Regions from separate parts of the Homo sapiens genome. Here all the other regions are linked to region 2. The links are chromatin contacts, found by Hi-C or POLR2A ChIA-PET in ENCODE. All regions are on one chromosome and are shown on one strand. Each heading gives the region's core, a stretch centred on a gene start or an enhancer-like site at or near the end of the contact. The rest is flanking DNA. Distances are from core to core; before and after follow the strand shown. Region 1 holds the start of SCOC-AS1 (SCOC antisense RNA 1). Region 2 holds the start of ZNF827 (zinc finger protein 827). Region 3 holds the start of ELMOD2 (ELMO domain containing 2).

What was found. A loop is a pair of places that touch in the nucleus more often than their neighbours do. ChIA-PET counts read pairs that join two places held with the same protein, here RNA polymerase II (POLR2A). Pooled maps may share reads with other maps.
Region 1: a map of naive thymus-derived CD4-positive, alpha-beta T cell shows a loop between it and region 2 (10-fold over the local background). The contact joins the promoter of SCOC-AS1 here to the promoter of ZNF827 in region 2. A Hi-C loop is called at or near these places in 1 of 168 maps with a recorded cell type or tissue (naive thymus-derived CD4-positive, alpha-beta T cell) and 8 of 50 pooled maps. POLR2A ChIA-PET finds 5 or more read pairs at or near these places in 1 of 52 experiments (PC-9).
Region 3: a map of CD8-positive, alpha-beta T cell shows a loop between it and region 2 (9-fold over the local background). The contact joins the promoter of ELMOD2 here to the promoter of ZNF827 in region 2. A Hi-C loop is called at or near these places in 1 of 168 maps with a recorded cell type or tissue (CD8-positive, alpha-beta T cell) and 5 of 50 pooled maps. POLR2A ChIA-PET finds 5 or more read pairs at or near these places in 1 of 52 experiments (GM12878).

The regions. Positions count from the first base shown.
Region 1 is chr4:140,372,094-140,374,793 of GRCh38, reverse strand. SCOC-AS1 (SCOC antisense RNA 1) reads left to right here and starts at 1,402. Exons shown (of 5, transcript NR_033939.1): 1 at 1,402-1,531. It overlaps SCOC (short coiled-coil protein), which reads right to left and starts at 1,148. Exons shown (of 4, transcript NM_001153484.2): 1 at 1,077-1,148. RefSeq lists a silencer at 859-1,058 and enhancers at 1,219-1,268, 964-1,465.
Region 2 is chr4:145,937,526-145,940,225 of GRCh38, reverse strand. It overlaps ZNF827 (zinc finger protein 827), which reads left to right and starts at 1,403. Exons shown (of 15, transcript NM_001306215.2): 1 at 1,403-1,861. The coding sequence starts at 1,819. RefSeq lists an enhancer at 2,027-2,086 and silencers at 2,461-2,530, 2,651-2,700.
Region 3 is chr4:140,522,885-140,525,584 of GRCh38, reverse strand. It overlaps ELMOD2 (ELMO domain containing 2), which reads right to left and starts at 1,417. Exons shown (of 9, transcript NM_153702.4): 1 at 1,305-1,417; 2 at 15-165. The coding sequence starts at 156. RefSeq lists silencers at 1,056-1,175, 1,366-1,715.

The sequences.
Region 1 (2,700 bases), core at 153-2,652, 5.6 Mb after region 2:
ATTTGAACCCAGGTCTAACTTCACAGTCCATGCTTTTTCCATTATGCAATGGAAAAAACTTTAATATGGCCCTAATCTTAAGTTTGCCAAACATTTTGCTACCACTGATGTCAAACTCCTCTGGAATCTTTACTAAGCAACTGAAAATAAACTCCATTCCCTTCAAGCTACGGAACTTCAATATAATGTCTGTTCAGATCTGTTCAAGTTCTGCTTTGACTTGTCCTGGTTAAATAAATCCAGTTTCAAATTCCACAAGATCAAGGAACTGTTTGGCCAAATGAGGATTTAAATGGAAGCTATACTCTCAGAGAATGGCTAGCTACACTGATTTTAATCAGGAATAGAGGTACCAGAATACATGGGCACAGCTTTGGGTCCTCGGGCATAGAAAACGTGTTGGCAACCTGGAATGGCATCTGTCCTTATTGTTGCGTAATAGTGTGAGGTTGACACACTGTATAACAGAAGCCCTGCCTTTCAGGAATGTATCCTCTTTCTCCTTTCCAAACCTTTCTTCCCAAAACTTGTTCAGCAGGACTCTGGGGGAGAAGACGATCAGGAAACAAACCCAGGTGCCGCTTTCGCCGCCTGGAAAAATGGTCCAATCCTTATTTTACGGCTCTCTAGGCTCCCTCCCCACCTCAGCCTCCCCTCCCATCTCTCAGGCTCTCGCAGAGCAGCCACGGGAAGGTCCAGGCGTGCCAGGTCCCATTCCACCCAAACGCCCCTCCCGCAGTCCAATTCCAGAGCCGAGAGCTGCAAAGCGGCTCCCGACCCAGGAGCTGCGGGGAGAAAGCTACACGATGTCTGCGTCAGGGACCGCGAGAGGTCCCTCTCCCAAAGAACGCCTGGGCCTGACAACGAAAACAGGAGAAAAAGAGGTCGCGCAAGGGTTCTGCCGGGAGCCAGGCCTCCGCCGCCCACCAAATGCCCAGGCCCGAGACCGCTCCTCCCGGGCCCCCGGTGCGCAGGGCCGCGTCCAGCCCGCCCCGCCCTCCAGGCCCTCGGAGGTACTGAGGATGCAGCTCTAGTCGCCTGGGGCCAGGCCCTCCGCTGCCCGGGACGGCCCTCACCTTCCGCTTGAGGCGCCGGGAGAAGGAGGGATCCGGCCGACACCTCAGGCCGGGACACTTGGACCAACTGACCCCGGCAGCTCCGCCCACTCCGCCCACAGAACGTGCGCCGTGAGAAGAATCCCATCCCGTCCCAGCCGCTCGCCCGCCAATCCTGACTCGAGAATACACGCCTGCGCATTAGCTGCCCGCCTCACCCCAGTCGTCCAATCTCAAAGCACCGGGATCCACCTTTGCCATAACAAAAGGACACTGACATCCAATCAGGATTGAGGTCGCTGTGGGCGGGACCTGGAACAGCGACAGCCAATGACAGTAAAGAAGCGAAGCTAAGCGGCGCTGGTGAAGCGGCTCATCAGGTCTATCAGGAAACCTGAGAATTGGAGTGAGAATCCCAGTGTGGAAAATCAGGAAAGAGGCTGGTATGAGCGACAGAGAAGTCATTCAGGAAAGAGGTTGGTATGAGCGACAGAGAAGTCATTCAAGTTCGAGAAAAGAGCGTTTGCGAACCAAGCAGAGAAAGTCAACGCGACACCGTCGTTCCTTAATTCTAAAAGCAGACTTTTTCATATTTTTCTTATTTCCGAAATCGGAAAGCTTATAGTTGAGCTAGTGGAATGTTCCTCTCCTCACGCCCCTCCTCCGAAACTATTATTAAATCTGTAGTGCGTGGCCATTTAATATTTTAGAATTGAGAAAATACCCTAGTGGTACTGAGGCATAGCACTTGTGCTTACCTTACCCCTGTGGAGCCTCACAGCAACCCACAGAAAGGAACTGAAGCCTGAGCGTGAACACATTTCTTGCTCAAGGTCACATATACGGTATCAAGAGTGGAGTGTTCTTCGTGACACCGTTCATCGTAATCTAGTACTTGACACAAAGCGGCATCCTGCTTTAATATTCGTTGAGTACAAGGTAGACATCCACAGCAATACATTATTATTTTGGCTTTGGCACAGCCTCCTAAGCTGTAGAGACAAGCCTTATGTCTCCCTGTTTCTTGACTTTTTACTTCTGGCACAGTTTGCTGACACATCGCCTTAATCATTTTAAGAGCTATATAAAAATATCTTCTATTCAGTGTTTTGAGAACTATGCATTTGGCTGCGACTGCAATATTCAGTTTGAGGAAATTTACTAGAATGCAATGTAGGAGCTAAATAAATGAAAAAAAATCCAACATAAATCTAATAGGAGTGCCAAAAAAGAGAGACTAGAGAGAATGGATGCAGGCAGTATTCAAAGAGTAATAACTAAGAATTTTCCAAGATTGTGGAATATTTGAATTTTCAGATTCAAGAAGTACTTATTCTTGAGCAGGATTAATATAAGAATTCTATGCAACGGTGAAATTGCAGGACACCAAAGATCAAGAGAAACTATTAAAAGCAACCTTTTGTTTTTGCTAGAACAGTATTTTTAAATATTTTTAATTGTAGTGAAATATACATAGAATAAAATTTACCATCTTAACCATTTTTAACTTCAGTAGTATAAGATACATTCCACATTGTTCTCCAACCAATCTCCAGAACCAATCTCTCTTTTCATCTTGCCAAACTAAAACTGTATACCTATTAAAGAGCAACTCTCCATTTCCTATTCCCCTCATCCTCTGGCA
Region 2 (2,700 bases), core at 154-2,653:
TTAACTCAACCTCAAAGAGGCATGAGTTATCCATGTAGGCTTATAGAGTGTCATTTTAATGTTCTATGTCTTTACTGTGCCTCCACTTTCTTTGATGAAAAGGTCTATTTAAAAATTGGTAGGAAAATATTTAACATAATAAGATGATGAGTCAGAGTTTTAAAAAAGCTAAAAAGGGAAGATGTAGTTAAATAATGCACCTTTTTATTTTCTAGCTACATGACTCATGACATATAATGTATTCTGCTAAGTTCAAAGTTTCCTCTTACAAAGAGAGTTTTATGAAACAACTCTTCTTCAGACCATTTTTATTTCAATTATAGTAGCAGGTTTTGGAGTTTAAATCATTAACAACCTCTGAGTGAACTTTTATCCAAATGACTGCAAGTCACAAAGAGAACAGTCCTCTTTCACCAAGTACCTTTTGTGCTCTAGTGAGACCCGTCCTTTTCTATTTTTCTCCTTTATGTCTCTCTTTGAAGAAAGATGTGTGATTTGTAAGGTAATGAAAGTATGTATCAGTTAATGAAAACTGCTATATTGGGCTCATAATGCACACTGGAATTGCTTCAGGGTAAACTTCATATACCTGCAGTATATAGCAGGGGAAAAAGTGAATTTCCGAAGTAAAGATTGCTGTGTGCACTCTAGGAGTATCACGTAGCAGTTAAAGCAACCATCAGGGGTGACCTAATCTTATTTTCCTCTCTTTGTCAAGTAGCTGTAATGTTCATTTAGGAGCATTTTTCAGTTTTAACTCCAGTGGACACTCCAAAACTGGGCACTTATTCTGTCAACTGTCAACCAAGTTATTGATTTCACCATATGTTGTCTTCATTTTTTTTAAATTAGTTTTTTTGGAATGTTTTTGAAGAGTGTGTGGGAGACGATAACCTCCAGATTTAAGGTGATGGGGTAGGGACAAAAGCCTGCAGAATTTCATACAGAACAAAATGTAGCTTAATAAACAAAAGAAAGTGAAGAGAGAAATTTATTTCCTTTTTAAAAGTCAGTAAAATAATGAACTAATCGTTGTTTAAAGAGTGAGAAAAACTTTTTCCCCCTAGATTTGGTGACTAGCGGGATAAATTTGAAGAACTCCATCCCACCCCCGCACGCGCGCCCCCCATTCTTTCCAGACAGAGCGGTTGTAAATCCGAGGCTGAGTCCGCCCTGGGAGCCTTGGGGCACTTTCCTCTTTGCTCTGTGTGTGTGTGTGCGTGCGTGTGTGTGTGTGTAGCTCTCGCTCTTTCCCTCAGTCTGTGCCTCTTGTGTGTGTGTGTGTGTGACAGAGAGAGAGCGAGAGAGAGAGCGCGAGAGGAGAGAGAGCGAGAAAGAGAGAGAGAGAGAGCAAGAGAGCGAGCTGTGAGCTGTGCTGCCGCCGCCGCTGCCCTTTGATCCCGACATTAGTGTTAGGGGCTCGGAGACACAGAGCGCGGCCATAGACACCGCCGCACCGGCACTCATTTATTTATACCTCCCATCACACACGCGAGCATAGGACACACACACACTCACACCTATTAGATCCGTTTCCATTGAAGAATATTACGCTCGGGGACAAGCCAGGTGCACGACCAAAAATTTAAAAAAAAAAAAAAAAGGAAAAAAGAAAGGAAAGAAAAGAAGAAAACCCCTCTTCTGGCTCCAGGAAACAAGCTTCAACCCATTGCACACACCGGAGAAGGGGTTTCCCCCTGCCCGCCCGCCCGCCCCCCAACTACCTCCCCGCTCCTGCCAGTGTCTGCCTCTCTGCCCCCACGGGGGTTTATTTGATCTCACATTAACCAAGGAGGAGAATGTGAGAAAAGGGGGAAAATGCCCAGGAGGAAGCAGGAGCAGCCCAAGCGCCTTCCCTCACGTAAGTCATCCCTTCTCCACCTCCTCTCGTGCCATTTTCTCGCCCTCCCTCTCCTCTTTCCCCTCCGCAGCCTCCTCCGTTGTTTTCTGCATTAGTTTAGGGTTACAGAGGTGAAACTGACAAAGACACAGCCCGGGTTACTCCTCGTTTAGGTCTATGCTGAGGCAGCCATGTTGGTGATGATCAGCCCCGTGCCCTTTCTATTCTCTCTCTCTTTTTCTTTCTTTCTCTCACCCCCCCCCTTTTTTTCCTTGAGATCGGGCTTTTTTTTCCCTTTCCCTCCCCTTCCCCCTCCTCACTCTGGGTTGCTGGGGGGAGGGGGCAAGAGAAGGGAGGAGGGGAGTAGTGTGGATGCCGGGGGTTTTATCGGGGGTTTGGTGGGGGGAGGTGGGAGAGGTTGGAATCTTAAAAAAAAAAAAATTCCTTGTGGATTCCGGCGCCTGAGGGTGCGGGGGTCGGGGCGCGCGGAGGGCTGGGGGCCGTGACATGGCGTTTGGGGGTGTCGGGGAGAGGGCGCGCAGCAGCCGCCGGGTACAGGATCCAGGGAGAGGTCCGTCCCTGGCTAAAGGTTGCGCCGGGGTTGGTCGGCCCCCGAGCCGCCGGCGGCAGCGGCGGCGGCGGCTGGAGCAGGAGGAGGCGGAGGTGGAGGAGGCGGCGGCGGAGGAGGGGAGTCGGGGGCGGGCGAGGCGGGAGCGGCTGGGGAGGGTGTAGGGGCACCGCACACAAACACACGGGTACACACGCGCCGCCGGGCGGCTGCTCCCGCGGCGCCGAGGCGAGGGGGCGCGCCGGGGCGCGGGGCGGCCGGGCGGGGGGCGAGGCCGGGCAGCGGCGGGCGG
Region 3 (2,700 bases), core at 168-2,667, 5.4 Mb after region 2:
TTGAATAACATTACCTATCCTGTGTGTCCTTTGTGCACCTACATAGGTATCAAATATTCGCTGCAATTCACACTTCCCAGTCATCTGTCGTAATAGCCATTTCATCCAAAATCGAAAAAAGTGCCCATAGAAGAACTCCCACAAAGAAATAAACATTTTTTTTTCCTGGAGGAGGGAAACATACAAGACAAGCTTAATGACCTTAAACTGAATTTTAAAATTTAAAAAGTTTATACAACTGATCAAATCTCAAATTATGTATCTATCATTTCATTGTGTCTGTTTTGACAGTTTAATTAGGCATTTAAAAACAATGGCAGGTGTAATATATACCGCTATTAATTGATGATCAAATGGCCAATTAATCACTTTTTCAAAACTAAAATTCAAACAATGTACTCAAACTATTCAATGGCTTGAAAGAGTAACAGAATGGTTTGCACTTTTTGCTAAATAATTGTATTTCATATCTTAGTTTCCTAACTTCCCATTCTTTGAGAACTGGGGCTCAACAGTTCAAGATCAAGAGGACTCCAACTAATCAACAATTAAAATATATACCAAAACATCAGAGTTGTTTTTATAGAATACACTCTTCTTATCCCATGTGGATAATTCGTTACAACTGTCCCAGTCAGGTGATGCCAGCAAATAAAAACACTACAAACTTAAGTATACAAGTTGAACACTGAGTATATAACACCTTAGCTCATTCTTGATTTTCCATTCAATAGGTCAAGGGCAGAAATACTAACAAGTTTTTGTTTTGCTAAGTACACACTCGATACAACTATATCTTATGCCATAAGAAAATTCTTCAGCTTCTAAATGAAAAAGTCAGGGAGATACTAGTGAGAGGGAGATACTTAAAAACAAAATTGCTCGTCTCCTTCCTGCCTTAAACATTCCCACAGACACGTCACCTCTGGACTAGGGCCTGAGGAGGGACTGTCGAAGTTCGAAGTACCCGCAGGTCAGTGCAGAAAGAGCGCATAGCACAGCTGGGTTGATCATTATCTTGAAAATCAAGCCATCTAGTCCGCGCTCATTAGGACAAAAGCGCAGAACTGCCGAGCAGAGGGGATGCACGCGTAGCGGCGCCTGAGCACCCCAGGGCTCTGGGCGTCTCTGCGCCGACCCCCCTCGCGCGCCGCCCGCGAATGGGAGGGCAGGGCTCGCACAAAGACCCGCCGGCCCAGGCGCCCCCGGGTTCCCGCAGAACCCCGCGGGGCTCGCGAGCCCGCGCGCTCTCAGTGCAGCCGCACCGAGGCATCCGGGGCAAGAGGAAAAGAAACAGCAGCCACCTCACAGGAGCGGAAGAACTAGGGGGAGCAGGAGCTGCCTCGGTTTCCCCACTGCAAACAGCCGGCAACGGAAACGACGGAACACTCCCTTCAAGCACCGCGACCCGGAAGTCAGGGAGCGAGGCCGCGGACCCGCCTTCCCAGGGCCACTGCCCGCCCCGCCCCTCCGGCCTCTTCCGATTGGCCCGCGCTCCACCTATTGCTAACGCTGGAGAGAGGTCGAGCTGAGTGGCCCAGGCGCGAGGGCTCAGATACTAGGGACGCCCAGACGGTTTCCCTGGCAACGGCGGCCAGGAGCCCCGCCCCGCGCCGGAGTAGCGCCTCCTAGCGCTGCGCTGGAGACTTTTCCCTCCTTGAACCTCAGGTCCTTAGCGCGGGTTGACACCTTGTACTATTCCTAGGCTCCAAGCGCGGAAGAAACCCTGTGCTTACGGTAACTTATAGTGCCTTAGTTACAAAAGCGCTTTCATCTGCATTGAATCTTAATTCTGTGAAGTAATTATGAATAACTCCACTTTATGCACGAGAAAAGGGAACCGGCTACTTGACTGTGGCCAATACGTGGCAGATGAGGAAAGTCCATGTGTTGAGAAACGAAGTTTGGACTTTATCCTATAATACTATAGGTCTAAAAGTTAATTTATCAAATGTTTATTCCCTAACTGGTTGTTTTTGTTGAAAAAGTAATTTCGTGATTACTTTTTAAAAACCTCAAGCAGTAAGTTTCTTAATTCAACAAGTATTTGTTGATTGTTAGCACAGGCAGTGTTCCAAAAGGCAGTCAAACACGAAACAAACAGCCAAATATTTAATATGTCAGATGCTACTAAATGTTAAGGGTATAGGGGTTGTTAGCTAAGGGGTAATGGGGAGTCTGTGGGGGAAGTCATTGCATACAGTGTGGTCAAGGAAGTCTCATTATTAACGTGGCATTTTGGCCTCATTGAACGAAGTAAGGGAGTTTACTGTGGGAGTATCTGGAGGGAGAGTGATCCAGGCACCAGAATGACAAGTGCAAAGACCTTGAATTGGGAGGGTTTTTGAAATGTTGGAGGAAGAGCAAGAAGGCCGGGGTGGCTGGAGGAGAAAGAGCAAGGGGGAGAGTAGAATATAAATACAAAGGACAACTGATACTGAAAACAAATTTCCCCATCCACCCAAAACTCCTGATACCTCCGTCACCTTGCTCAGAAGCAACCAGTATTACTTTCTTGTTTCTAATTCCAAAAATATTATATGCAAGTGTATATATGTATATTCCTTCCAACTCCTTGAATTGAAGCAAGTGATACATACTTTCCCACATCTCAACCAGCGTTTAAAAAATGGACTAATTGTAGAACACTAGCCATGTGCAGGGTGCATAAGCCGTCATCCCTGTCCCATACCAACAATG